2 separate regions of the Homo sapiens genome follow, and region 2 is linked to region 1. A link is an interaction called in ENCODE POLR2A ChIA-PET data of the cell type or tissue named here. Cell type or tissue: endothelial cell of umbilical vein. All regions are shown on one strand. Links, peaks and the distances in the headings refer to the core of each region. The heading gives the core; the rest is flanking DNA.

Evidence for each region. Peaks named below come from ENCODE experiments on the same cell type or tissue, not always from the same donor. Only the 100,000 strongest peaks of a DNase experiment are listed, where the experiment ranks them.
Region 2: POLR2A ChIA-PET joins it to region 1 with 5 read pairs; 3 of 35 experiments call an interaction of 5 or more read pairs at or near these places.

What each region holds. Positions count from the first base shown.
Region 1 is chr3:183,130,246-183,133,162 of GRCh38, reverse strand. All of the region lies in intron 5 of LAMP3 (lysosomal associated membrane protein 3), which reads left to right. Among named protein-coding and RNA genes, the nearest start is that of LAMP3, 31 kb to the left of the region's middle. In endothelial cell of umbilical vein, for the core only: no CTCF peak of the experiment used is centred there; a DNase peak (open chromatin) is centred at 1,202; H3K27ac peaks cover 2,312 bases.
Region 2 is chr3:183,243,666-183,246,582 of GRCh38, reverse strand. All of the region lies in intron 15 of MCF2L2 (MCF.2 cell line derived transforming sequence-like 2), which reads left to right. Among named protein-coding and RNA genes, the nearest start is that of B3GNT5, 8.1 kb to the left of the region's middle. In endothelial cell of umbilical vein, for the core only: no CTCF peak of the experiment used is centred there; no DNase peak of the experiment used is centred there.

The sequences.
Region 1 (2,917 bases), core at 264-2,763:
GCTCCCTAACTAATTACCAGTGCTACACGTGTCAGATCCACTGTATTGACCCTTTCCCTCTCGTTTTCACCCACTGTTGTCTGAGCCCCAACAGCTCCATCTTCCCCTCTGTCTTCTTTTCTCCAAAGCTGAGGCAGATGTGGCAGTGCCACTTCCCAGCATTTGTGGCCAGTCTGTAACACTTGTTACTCTGACTTCAATTACAGCGGATGAATGCTTCAGTGACAGAAACAGGAGAGAAATCCCTGTGGCCATGGGCCTGAGTATCACAGGACTGCTTGTCATTTTGCTAACCGCATGTCTGGTGGCCAGAAAGAGGCCCAGTAGAGGATATGAACGCATGTAAAGCCCCACTTTCTTCAAAATGTGCAAAGTTAAGGTCTTGGGAATTCCAGCATCATATTCAGCCTGAAGTGAAAGGATTGACCTGTCTCGTTGCCTGTTGCACCCTCCTGAGCTGATTAGGAAACCTAACTTTCCACCAAAGGGCTACCGCAGTGCTGGGAAACAGCACCTCCCCTACTTCCTCCTGTTGCTTTGGGGAGGCCATGCCAGGTGTGCTTGATGCCCTCTGCCATACCTGAATATACCAGTGCTGGCTTCCGGAATTAGGGGCAATAGGCAGAGACATGAGTGGGGTGCTTGTGAGAAGGGAGAAAGCGAAAACCCGGAGGGAGAATTGTGGGGAAGACGTTTACAAATTGACTGATTTTTCTTATACATTTTCAAGAGTCCTGATTTTCAGTTTTTAAAAACATTACTTTAAAAAAACCAATGCATTTCAAAGTTGATTACAAAATGATTTTAAACTCCTGGATTTTACCCAAATTTTGTTTACTTAAATTATAGATGATCTTAATATGCTATTATTTTAAAAAAACATATCCTACTCTATTGTAATGTATTATCAGTTTAAAAAATTAGGAAACTGCCTATTTCACTTTTTTAATTTAAAGCACATATCAAAGATCATGGCAAAAAAGGAGGGGCTCAATAAATGTTAGCCCTTCAGTTGCTTCAATTTCATGTGTTGTCTGCCTTCTTAGCTACTTTTTTCCGGGTTTGTCGGCTTTTCTTTGATGTTATTTTATTCTTGTAAATGTGTCCATTTGGACCATTGCAGGACAGGAGGGAGACAGAGCAGGGAGACAATATGGAATGGCAAGCAGGAAGAGGTAGACCTGCCTGGAGGATCACTCACTTCCCTTTTACGCAAACATTCACCAAAAGCAGTACATTCCTGATGGGGGACGGTTGATATCTGAGGGAAAAATTCTATTAAAATATGGCTTAGGATGTTATTCATGGTTTCCTATTACATTGATGGGGGTTTTTCATTCAGAGAAAAAGGAGAGGTATGTTCTTAATTGATTCTACTGACTGGAAGTTTTCTTGTTTTTCCAAATTTTCCAGAGGTGCCATTCATTATTTTTAACATGACATTTATGAAATTTGGCAACAACTCTAAAACTACTGCCTACTTAGGAAATGTACTGACTCTCCCAGGAGGCATTTTTGCTCTCCTTGTTTTCTTAGAATTGGGGCTGTGGGGAGGGCACACCGCAGCTTCAAAAGAGCACTAAGAGCCCCTGAAGACATCCAGAGTGTCAGAAAATGTCTGTTTCCCTCTTAAAACAGATGTTGATGACAATCTGATATGAGGACCCGGGAGTTCCCCAAAGAGACTCGGGCTTAACAGCAAGAGCTTGGCTTTGGAGAGCTGTGATCTCCTTCCACCTCCTCCTTCAAACTGGCACCTGCTCCAGGCTCCCCTGTGTCCAGTGTTAAGGGCACTCGAAAGTTCTGTAGGGCAGAGGACAAGGTGTTTATTCACCAGCCACTCACTCTTCTGCAGAATGATTAATGTAAGATTTACCTTCTAGCATGTGGAAATTTCTCCCCTAGCAGATGAAACAAGAAGCAGAATTTAAAATCAAGTATAGAGGGATATGACCACTTAAATTTAATTTTCCTCCCTACCTTCTTCAGTGAGTTCTTTTGGATGATGGCCACTGCTTGGACTCCTGCTATCTATTCCCCCGACCCCAGTACTGATTATTTTTAGAATTAATTTGAATTAGCATTCTGGTAACCACAAAAAGCAAAGGTTTCATTGGAATGGCCAGTAAATAAACGCTTGGATGTGTAATTTACTCACAGTCCTGCCCACTTTCCAGGTGGAGAGCAGAGGGGGCAGTGGAGCTGGGCTCCTCACCTGCCTCCCCTCCTAACCACACACACATTCACCCTAAGAAGCCTGTGATGAGAGGGAAAAAAATTCTGTGAACTCCTCCATTACTAAACCTGGAGGAAAAAAAAAAGAGTGGGTTGCTTTATTTTCTTCGTTTTCCAACCTAGGGTAGTGAAAATGGCTCCCAGGAAGACTGGGAAGAGTAAAGGGAGGGACAGACGGAGGTGAACTGGGGAAGAAACCCCAAAGCAGACGATCGCTCCAGGCTGCAGCTAGTTTCCATGCTACAAAAAAGAGAATAGAATCCAAATATCTAACCCAAAGGGAAACATTAACTGATCTCAGATGCAATGGAAAGAAAGACCATAATTCACCCAAACGGCATCATAGGAAATGGAGTATCTCGACTGCCACGCTCAAGCATGAGCAAGATGAAAACAAACTGCATGGCCACTGTGCCAAAATACTGCAGCAAAATAAGAATAGTTTGAAATTAAATTAAGAAAAGGAGTGAGGCCAGGCACGGTGGCTCACGCCTGTAATCCCAGCACTTTGGGAGGCCGAGGCGGGCGGATCATGAGGTCAGGAGATCGAGACCATCCTAGCTAACATAGTGAAACCCCGTTTCTACTAAAAACACAAAAAATTAGCCAGGCGTGGTGGCAGGCGCATGTAGTCCCAGCTACTCGGGAGGCTGAGGCAGGAGAATGGCGTCAACCCGGGAGG
Region 2 (2,917 bases), core at 235-2,734, 110 kb before region 1:
AATGGATAAGCAAAATGTGGTAGACACATAAAATGGAAGATATTCAGCCTTAAAAATGAATCAAATTCTGATAAATGCTACAACATGAATGAACCTTGAAAGCATTACGCTACGTGAAATAAGCCAGACACCAAAGGATGAATATTGTATGATTCCACTTATATGAGACACCTAGAATAGGAAAATTCATACAGAAAGTAGAATAGAGGTTCCCAGGAGCTGTGGGGAGGTGGAGAATGAGGTCATGTTTAATAGGTACAGAGATTCAGTTTGGGATGATGAAAAAGTCTGGAAATGGCTAGTGGTGATGGTTACACAACATTGTGAATGTACTTAACACTACTGAACTATACACTTCAAAAAGGTTTAAATAGTAAATTTTATGCATATCTTACCACAATTAAAAAAAACTTTATAATACCTAAAATGCCATACAAATGCAAGCATTATTAACTTGAATTAAGATTAATAGGATTGTGTTTATGATCAATCTCTTAAAGTGCTATATGCACAAAGTTACATTGTCATTATTTATTGTGTGATATTGAAGAACATCTATTCAGATAAACTTTAAAAATAATTTATATCCCATCTTCTTCCAAAAAGAATTTGAGGTAGTTTACCATAAAATCATCAGGGTAATGAGAACAAATCCTATTAATGTAAGACAAAATATAGAAACTGAGATACAAAGCAGAGAAGAAGGAAGAGAAGGCAGATTACCTGAGCAAAACTCAACTGTTATCCTCCTAGGAACCAGGGAAGTGTTCATATTCATCAGATCTTTTATTCTTAAATGTCATTGGTTTCAATATGATCCTCGTATGGGTCTATAGTGCTTTGTGTTGTTACCATTAACAGTTCTAGGAATTTATTTTATAATCAGGAAACACCTAATCAAAACAGAAGAAGGATGTAAAACTTAAGAACATGTTTTCCTGAGACCGAGCCCTCAGGACTGTATTGAGACCGAGCCCTCAGGACTGTATTCTGTGTTTAATGAAACAGGTTCCTGGAAGGGTATCTGCCCTGCTTGCCACAGCCCCATCAATCTCCTATACCTCCCCTGGCCAGCACTCATCCACACTCGTGGCCTGGCATGACAACCATCTCCTCAGCTAGCTCCCCCAGCCTCCCAGCCCCCATCCAAACTCTGCTCTGGGCAGCCTGGATCCTGTAAGGCCCTGTGTGTGGCCATGACTCCAGCCCCTGCTGGAGTTTACTCCTCATGGCACTCCTGTCTTCCTGGATAAACCCTGTACCTCTTGTAGAGGATAGGTCAGACTTCACCTTCTCCAACCCAATCCATTCCCCTTCTCCTTTCTGTTTCTATGTGGCACTCCAGTTACACATTAACTGTTAGTTAATCAGGGTTGCAAATGAATAAAAGTCTTGTGACCTTTGTTTCATTTATTGTGAAAAGCAGGGGCCATTAGACAAAAGATTACATCAAACAGTCTATTAGAAATGATAACATATTTATAGAATGATACATGAGGGCCAAGAGGGGAAGTCAAGTTTATCTAATCCAGCCCTTTGACATACAAAGAAACAGAATCTGAGAAAGGAAGTGACTTACCCTGTATCCTAGAGGTAGAAATAGAACTGGAACCCCAGTTTCTTGAAACCCTGTGTTTTTATAACACCATGCTAATTTCATTCTAATTTGTGTTTTATTTAATAATCAGCAAACAGTTCTTTAGATGCACCCCAAACATAGGCCAAGAGCAACTAGGTAAAGTAGCAGAAACAGTACTTGCTTTGCAAAAGCCATAGACCTTGGGCAATGTTTCAGAGCCCTGGGCCTCTATTTGAACTGTTTCCTGATTATTAAATAAAACACAAATTAGAATGAAATTAGCATGGTATTATGCAAACACTGGGTTTCAAGAAACTGGGGTTCCAATTCTATTTCTACTTCTGTTTTTACATCTGTAAAATGAAGAGATGAGCTGGATCGTCTTTAAGTTTATATCTGCTTTTAGCATTTTATGAACCTACTAGACGATTGGCTTAACCCCACGGCATTAGTCAGTGTTCTCTAAAGGTACAGAACTAATAGGATAGATGAATATATGAAGGGGAGTTTATTAGGAGAGTTGACTCACACAATCACAAGATACCAAGTCCCACAATAGGCATCTGCAAGCTGAGGAGTCAGGAAGCCAGTCTGAGTCCCAAAACCTCAAAAATAGGGAAGCTGATAGTGCAGCCTGCAGTCTGTGGCCAAGTGCCAAAGAGCCCCTGGCAAATTACTGTTGTAAGTCCAAGAGTCCAAAAGCTGAAGAACTTGGAGTCTGATGTTCCAGGGCAGGAAGCATCCAGCACTGGAGAAAGATCTAGTCCTTCCACCTTCCTCTGCCTGTTTTTTTTTTTTAATCAGATTTTGGTACTGGGAATGGTTCTAGAGGAACAGAATTTTAAGGATGGATTTCTTTTTTTTCTTTTTTTTTGTTTTTGAGCTGGAGTCTCACTCTGTCACCCGGGCTGGAGTGCAGTGGCGCAATCTCAGCTCACTGCAAGCTCCGCCTCCTGGATTCATGCCATTCTCCTGCCTCAGCCTCCCGAGTAGCTGGGACTACAGGTGCCCGCCACCATGCCTGGCTAATTTTTTGTATTTTTAGCAGAGATGGGGTTTCACTGTGGTCTCAGTCTCCTGACCTCGTGATCCGCCTGCCTTGGCCTCCCAAAGTGCTGGGATTACAGAAGGATAGATTTCTTTAGTTGGTTTTTGGGTTTCTGGAGTTGGTTGCTTAATATGATTAGACCCCAAAATGCTAAGGACTCTACTTCTAATTGTGTGGAGAACACTGATAGTCCTTGGCACGAACTGTTCAAACACTTATGCAAAAGAAATGCATTCAGTACTCCTGATTCACCACTCATGAGAGGCAAGGAGTTTAATGACTCTATACAT